Linked DNA regions of Homo sapiens: region 2 is linked to region 1. Evidence: chromatin contacts called from ENCODE Hi-C or POLR2A ChIA-PET data. All regions are on one chromosome and are shown on one strand. The core of a region is the stretch at or near the end of the contact, and the rest is flanking DNA. Distances in the headings are between cores, read along the strand shown. Region 1 overlaps SLC43A1 (solute carrier family 43 member 1). Region 2 overlaps SMTNL1 (smoothelin like 1).

Region 1 (3,921 bases), core at 553-3,052:
CGCCCAGGCTGGAGTGCAGTGGCATGATTTCAGTGAACTGCAACCTCTGCCTCCTGAATAGCTGGGATTACAGGCACGCGCCACCACACCCAGCTAATTTTTGTATTTTTTAGTGGAGACGGGGTTTCACCATGTTGGCCAGGCTGGTCTTGAACTCCTGGCCTCAAGTGATCCGCCTGGCTCAGCCTCCCAAAGTGCTGGGATTGCAGGCGTGAGCCACCATGCTCAGCTCATGGTAACTATTTATGTGGGTGCAAAAGTAATTGTGGTTTTTGCCATTAAAAGTAATGGGCCAGGCGCAGTGGGTCATGCCTATAATCCCAGCACTTTGGGAGGCCGAAGAGGGTGGATCGCCTGAGGTCGGGAGTTCTAGACCAGCCTGACCAACATGGAGAAACACCGTCTCTACTAAAAATACAAAATTAGCTGGGTGTGGTGGTGCATGCCTGTAATCCCAGCTAGTCAGGAGGCTGAGGCAGGAGAATCACTTGAACCCTAGAGGCTGAGGTTGCGGTGAGCCGAGATCGTGCCATTGCACTCCAGCCTGGGCAACAAGATCAAAAACTCCGTCTCAAAAAAAAAAAAAAAGTAATGACAAATACTGTTTTCATCCTTTCTGGGTTTGGAGGAGATCTGAGTAGGAGGCACCTCAGCAATGGCACTCGATGCCATGTGGTCCCAAAAAGAGGGACATAAAAGAATCAAGCACCCCATCTTTTGTGGAGCCACCTGAATGCCAACTTTTTCCAGCCCCCTGTCAGTTCAGCAGAGGCAAGAGGTGATACTCCACACCAAGCACATAAGGTGACATTACAGAACTGACAGTTATGCCAGGCACTGTACTTAGCCCCTATACCATCCTCAAACAGCTGTATGATGTAGATTGGGTATTAACCCCATTAATAACAAAAGTACAGGGAACAAAGTGACTTTCCAAAGGTCATGCCATTCAAAGGAGGGTGAATCTTAGGTTGGACGCAGGCTGTCTGACTCTGGAGTCTGAGGTGTTAATGCTGCCTCCTCCATGGGAACAGCCCAAGTGAAAAACAGCTGATCCACTCTTCATTTACTTGGCATCTGTGCTAAGCTGGTCCCTGAGCCAAGCTCTGAGCAACAGAAACAGAAGCTCTGCATTAGGAGCTTGTGAGCATGTCAATGCCGGGTAAAGGAGTGCTGGAAACCGCTGGGATGGCCGCCGAGCACTAGGCCGTTGAAGGTGGGCTCTGTGTGACTGGTTCCTCTACACTCTGGCCTGGCTGCCTGCAGGAAGAAGATCAAGCTGAGTGGGCTGGCCCTGGACCACAAGGTGACAGGTGACCTCTTCTACACCCATGTGACCACCATGGGCCAGAGGCTCAGCCAGAAGGCCCCCAGCCTGGAGGACGGTTCGGATGCCTTCATGTCACCCCAGGATGTTCGGGGCACCTCAGAAAACCTTCCTGAGAGTGAGTGTCTGGTCAAGGTGCCGGCCTTGGGGGATAGTGATGGTGGGTCCTCATATTCAGTGAGCACTCATGGTTGAGTATTTATTCGCACCCCTCTTCAGTCCTTACAACACCCCATGATGTAGGTGGGGCATGCTCCTCATTTACAGATGGGCACATCAAAGCTCAGCTAACGCTGGGAAGTTCAGATTCAGGGTTACCCTGCTGGATTCCTGGGATTGGGGAGGGAGGAGCTTCCAAAATGGGGACAAGGTCTCTGGGCCTGTCGGGTAGCTGGTTTCCTCAGGGCCCCTTGCAACCTCTGAGCTTATTGCATCAGGTGCAGCCAGGCCCGTGAGCCTCCTGGCAGGGGTCCTCCACACCTGGCTGTCTTTTGCCCCCTGCTGGTCACAGGAGGAGCTGCAGCACCTGCCTGGGCTGCTTCTCAGGAGGGTACATGAAGATCCCAGGACCGCCAGCTCCATGATAAGTGGAAGGAGCTCCTTGGAGTCAGGAGCGGGAGTTGAGGAGTTTGAGTCCTGCTCTCCAGTTATAGGCTATGTGACTTGTGTAGATCACCTAACCTTGCTCTTGATTTCCTTACCTCTTAAACTAGCACTAAAAGCACCCCACAAACTGTAAAGTTAGTTGTGATGATTGAATGACACCATGGGTGTGGAAGCTCTTTGTAAAGTGCAAAACGGTGTGCAGTTTGAGGGTGGTTACCCCCAGTGCCGATTCTCAGAGGGCAACATGGCTAAGGGCACGAGCTGGAGTTAGGCTGACCTGCTGCTTCCAGCCCTGTGAGCTTGAGCAAGTCATTTAACTTCCTGAGCTGCAGTTTCCTCATCAGTAAAATGTGATAAGGATAGGGTTGTTGTAAGATTTTATTAAATGGGGTAATAAATGTCAAGTATGTAGCCCATAGTGAGTGCTTCAGAGTTTTTTTCTTTTGTTTCTTTCCCCCCCGCCCCGAGATGGAGCCTTACTCTGTTGCCCAGGCTGGAGTGCAGTGGCATGATCTTGGCTCACTGCAACCTCCGCCTCCCGGGTTCAAGCAATTCTCCTGCCTCAGCCTCCCAAATAGCTGGGACTACAGGCGTGCACCACCATGCTCGGCTAATTTTTGTATCTTTAGTAGAGACGGGGTTTCACCATGTTGGCCAGGCTGGTCTCGAACTCCTGACCTCATGATGCTCCTGCCTCAGCCTCCGAAAGTTTTGGGATTACAAGTGTGAGCCACCGTGCCCTGCCAGGTTTTTTTTTTTTTTTTTTTTTGTAAAATAGAGACAGGGTATTGCTGTTGCCTGGGCTGGAGTGCGGTAGTGCAATCATAGTTCACTGCAGCCTTGACCTCCTGGGCTCAAGTGATCCTCCTGCCTCAGCCTCCTGAGTAGCTGGGAATACAGGTGTGCACAACCATGCCTGGCTTATTTTTTTATATATATATATATATATATATATATATATATATATACACAAAATTATATATATTATATTATTATATATTATATTATATATTATATTATTTTTTATATATAAATTATATATATATTTATATTATATTTTATATATATATATATTTTTTAGAGATAGGGTCTTGCTATGTTGACCACCAGGCTGGTCTTGAACTCCTGGGCTCAAGCAATCCTCCTGCCTCAGCCTCCTGAGTAGCTGGGAATACAGGTGTGCACCACCATGCCTGGCTTATTTCATATATATATATTTTTATATATATGTATATTTATATATATAAATATATATATAATTTCTGTATATAAATAAATAAATAAATATATATATATATTTTTAGAGATAGGGTCTTGCTATGTTGACCACCAGGTCTTGAACTCCTGGGCTCAAGTGATCCTCCTACCTCTGCCTTTCAAAGTGTTGGGATTACAGGCGTGAGCCATGGCACCTAACTGAGTTATTTTTACCACACGAAGCATAGGACATACATCCAAAAATGTTCTGAGCTGAGCAAGAGCCTGGAGGCAAGTGAATCTGAACTTTCCCGTCTTTGAAGAAACCAGTCTCTCTCCAAAGTCACATAGTTAGTGTCACTCCCCCCAAGAACTGCATGAGCTGGGACAATCAGAGGGCAGTGGAAGGTCTGGGGCTCAGGGGCGCCCCCTGCTGTCTCCCCAGGGTCTGTCCCCTTACGCAAGAGCCTCTGCTCCCCCACTTTCCTGTGGAGCCTCCTCACCATGGGCATGACCCAGCTGCGGATCATCTTCTACATGGCTGCTGTGAACAAGATGCTGGAGTACCTTGTGACTGGTGGCCAGGAGCATGGTGAGGCACCGCTGAGGCCCCTGGGGGTTGGGGGCACAGGCGGGTCACCCTGGCTGAGCTCCCCTCACCATACGTTTCCCTACCCACAGAGACAAATGAACAGCAACAAAAGGTGGCAGAGACAGGTAGGGCTATGAAAGCAGGGCCCTGGCTCACGCCCACCCCACTGCAACCCGCTTCTCAGGGGGCGGGACTCCTC
Region 2 (3,921 bases), core at 622-3,121, 54 kb before region 1:
TGGGCTGGGATGTTGGGGCTGGGAGATCATCTAAGCCAATCATCCCATTATATATCTAGATGAGATAACTGAGACCCCAACAGAGTTAAGACAAACCCAGGCCAGGTGCTGTGGCTTCCTTTAGGTAGGTCACAGGATGTAGACAGGTAACCCCAAAGCCAACACCAGTGAATAATTCAATAATGAGTTTTAGGCCAGGCACAGTGGCTCACACCTATAATCCCAGCACTTTGGGAGGCCAAGGCGGGAGGATCCCTTGAGCTCAGTAGTTCGAGACCAGCCTGGACAACCTAGTGAGACCTTTTCAGAGAATGGGAGCTTCTCCAAAAAATAAAAACAAAAATTAAAATAAAAAAAGACTCAAACCCAGCTGGGTCTGATTCCAAGCCCACATTTTCATTGCACTTATTGTCCTCACATGGGCGCAGGACCCTCTGGTCTCTAGTTCTACATTAACCCACCACTTCCACATGCGTATGTATCTGTCCTCTGGAACCGGGGAGCTTCTGTTAGACCAGGCCCCTCAGGAAGAATTTAAAGGGGCCAGGTGTGGTGGCTCATGCCTGTAGTCCCAGCACTTTGGGAGGCTGAAGCAGCTGGATCACCTGAGGTCAGGAGTTTGAGACCAGCCTGGCCAACATGGTGAAATTCCATCTCTACTAAAAATACAAAAATTAGCTGGGCATAGTGGCAGGCACCTGTATTCCCAGTTACTCGGGAGGCTGAGGCATGAGAATCACTCGAACCCAGGAGGTGGAGGTTGCAGTGAGCTGAGATCATACCACTGCACTCCTGCCTGGGCAACAGAGTGATACTCTGTCTCAAAAAAAAAAAAAAGAAAAAAAAAAGATAAAGGACAGAAACCAAATCCTAGCCAGAGTCCTGGCTTGCAGCTGCAGCATCTCCAGGAGCATCACTCATTCAGTCTCTATGTACTTATCAGGAGCCTATTATGTGCCAGGCCCTCTTCCAGGCTCTGAGAATTCATCAGTGAATAAAACCAAAACTTCTGCACTCTCATGGCATAGAAATTCTTGTGGCAGGAGACAGTAAGCAACACACAAAGTAGATGGTACATCAGATGGTGAGAGGTGCTAAGGAGGAAAATAAGGCAGGAAGGGAGACAGGGTATGTTCTTATGTTGGAGGAGATCTGGTATTTTTTATATATTTTTAATGTATTTATTTATTTATTTTTGAGATGGAGTCTTGCTCTGTTGCCCAGGCTGGAATGCAGTGGCGTGATTTTGGCTCACTGCAACCTCTGCTTCCCGGATTCAAGTGATTCTCCTGCCTCAGCCTTCCAAGTAGCTGGGATTACAGGTGTGTGCCACCACGCCCAGCTAATTTTTGTATTTTTAGTAGAGACAAGGTTTCACCATGTTGGCCAGGCTGATCTTGAACTCCTGACCTCAAGTGATCCCCACGCCTCGGTCTCCTAAAGTGCTAGGATTACAGGTGTGAGCCACTGCACCCAGCTGTGGTATTTTTTAATAGGGTGCTCAGGGTAGGCCTCTTAGAGTAAGTCATGTGCACATCTGGGGAAAGGAGTCCAGGCAGAGGAAACAGCAGGTGCAAGGGCCCCGAGGCAGGAATGCTTGGTGTGTTTCAGGAGCTGCTGGCACTTAGCAACAAGTCCTCTTTTTCTAACTTCGCAGCTGCCCTTTGGGGCTCTGTGACACCACTGGCTTTGCTGAGGCCGACAATCTGAGCTAATCAGTGTTGGGACCTCCTGCCCACCTCATGCTTTATCAGGTGCTTCCCCTTGGACGTTCTCATAGACTCCTCCCCTCCATCCTCAGCCAGCAGAAGAGGAAGCGGAGACTCAGAGTGTTTTGGTGGTTTGCCCAAGGCCAAAGTGAGCAACACAACCCCGGGGGCCTGTCTGACACCTCTGGCACCCTTTCTCTGAAGCTGGGTCTCAGCAGTCCCTGCCTACCAAAGCCAGCCATAGGTGCTGGCATAGGAGAAACCAGGGCCCCAGAGGAAATCCTCCCTTGGGGCTGAGACTGCAGGGCCAAAATCCACGCCAGACTGGGAGCTGTGGGAAGGACACACACTGGAGGATTTTGGAGAATGGGACAAGCTCCCTGCAACCAATGCAGTGCCCCATGGTTTTGGGTTAGGGTGCTGTCCCTCTACGTGGGAGAGGCAAAACCTTCATTCCCATTGAGCCTGGGGCGTGGGTGGGGAAGGGCTTCGCCACTGGGGGCTTCGGCATTGGCCACTCCCTCCCCTCATCCCCGGACTCCATGGGAATCGGAGGAGAGTTCTGGAATGGGCAGTGGGGTGTGATGACTGTGGCAGACACTCTTTCCTCTTCACACTTAATCTTCACAACAAGCCCTGTGATGTGGGGCCTCTAGAGAGGTTAAGCCAGCTGGCGAGGGTCACAGAGCTAGGGAGAAGCAGGGAGGATTCAAACCCAGGCACCTCAGCTTCTATTCTCCTCTCTCCTTCTCCACACATCCCCACGACCTCCTGGGCTTTCAGCTGCCTGATGCCTCCTGTCGGCCTGTCTTTGTCATCTGATGACTCCTCCCACCTTCCAGTGGCTCTGCCTGACTCAGAACCAGAGTCCAGGCAGCTGCAGGAGCAGGACAGTTGGTTCACAGCCTGCAGGTCAGGAGCACTTGGTGAGAGCAGAGCTGCTTGCCCTTCTGATATTCACTTAGAGCTGTAAGTCCAGACTGCAAGTTTCCCTTTCATTTTTTAAAATTGTAATTTTTTTTTAAAGACAAAGTTTTGCTCTGTCACCCAAGCTGGAGTGCAGTGACTCAATCATGGCTCACTGCAGCCTTGACTTCCTGAGCCCAAGTGATCCTCCCATCTCAGCCTCCCGAATAGCTGGGACCACAGGTATCCACCACCATACCCAGCTAATTTTTTGATTTTTTGTAGAGATGGGGGTCTCACTATGTTGCCCAGGCTGGTCTTAAACTCCTGGCCTCAAGCGATTCTCCTGCCTCGGCCTCCCAGAGTGCTGGGATTATACAAGTGAGCCACTGCGCTTGACTCAAGCAGAGATTTTTGTCTTTTTCACCCACTGCTGTATCCCCAGGGCCTGAAACAGTGCCTGGCCCTCAAAAAATGTCTGTTGGATACATGAATGTGTGGCACCAGCATCGGTGTAACTGCCTCACTACTCAACCCCTGTGAATCCAGTCCTCGCCTAGGCTCCCATCCAGCTCTGCCAGCCCATGGCTGTGGCTTACTCTGCTGTGGAGAAGGCCAGGGTGAAGTTGTGCCGGCGCTTTGCGGGATCCAGCTCTGCGTAGTCAAAGGCGTCAGGGAAGAACTTGTGGATGAGGGCACAGAAGGCCATACCACTGCTCCAGCTGGAGGAGAAGTTCTGGATGTCCACATGCTATGGCAGGCAGGGCACAGAGGAGGCCTCAGTGAGGCTCAGCCAGATGGCCTGGACTTGGCCCCCTTCCCACCCTCCCACCCTTTGGGGTTTGCACCACTTGGACCCTCCCTGGACCCCTGCCCCACCCACGCAGCTCTGCCCCATGCCCACCTCGTATTTTTTTGTCATGGCTCGGCACCACTCCAAGAGCATGTTCTTGACACCACCAATGGCTGCCCCGGCTGCCTTAGTGTTGCGGAACAAGGCCGTGGGGCCGGAAGCTGCCCTGTGAGGGGAGAGGGGTGCAAGGCCAAGCCAGAGAGGCAGGAGGCCATGAAGGGCCCCACTGGGAGGATCCCCAGCCCCCAGGTGTCAGTCCTCCTGCCTTGGCCTGGGCTGTTCCCACTGCCCCTGAGGCCACCCTCCCACCAACCCAGGGTTCCTATGGGAAAGCCCAGCCCAGCCCCTGGCCTGTGTCCTACCCGCCAAACTTGTCCACGATGGCTTTGCGGTTCTGTGCCCGGGGCCCCCGGGGCCGAGCAGGGGCTGATACCCTGCGCTCTGGTGCCTTCT

The links. Hi-C counts contacts between places; a loop is a spot of excess contacts on that map. ChIA-PET counts read pairs that join two places held with the same protein, here RNA polymerase II (POLR2A). Pooled maps may share reads with other maps.
Region 2: a loop to region 1 is called in a pooled map, with 2.2 times the contacts of the local background. The contact joins two enhancer-like sites. A Hi-C loop is called at or near these places in 6 of 168 maps with a recorded cell type or tissue (Caco-2, Right ventricle myocardium inferior, ascending aorta and 3 more), 3 of 37 single-sample maps with no recorded cell type and 11 of 50 pooled maps. POLR2A ChIA-PET finds 5 or more read pairs at or near these places in 20 of 52 experiments (A549, B cell, CD4-positive, alpha-beta T cell and 14 more).

Annotation. Positions count from the first base shown.
Region 1 is chr11:57,491,517-57,495,437 of GRCh38, reverse strand. SLC43A1 (solute carrier family 43 member 1) reads left to right here. Exons shown (of 15, transcript NM_003627.6): 8 at 1,267-1,445; 9 at 3,576-3,722; 10 at 3,812-3,847. Among named protein-coding and RNA genes, the nearest start is that of SLC43A1, 22 kb to the left of the region's middle. RefSeq lists an enhancer at 1,004-2,203. Within about 2 kb of position 1,802, at least 5 of the 41 ENCODE cell types and tissues checked have a DNase peak (open chromatin) inside an H3K27ac peak, as active enhancers do.
Region 2 is chr11:57,545,946-57,549,866 of GRCh38, reverse strand. It overlaps SMTNL1 (smoothelin like 1), which reads right to left. Exons shown (of 8, transcript NM_001105565.3): 5 at 3,831-3,921; 6 at 3,520-3,634; 7 at 3,215-3,366. Among named protein-coding and RNA genes, the nearest start is that of SMTNL1, 10 kb to the right of the region's middle. RefSeq lists enhancers at 1,868-1,927, 1,938-2,007, 2,634-2,703. Within about 2 kb of position 1,871, at least 8 of the 41 ENCODE cell types and tissues checked have a DNase peak (open chromatin) inside an H3K27ac peak, as active enhancers do.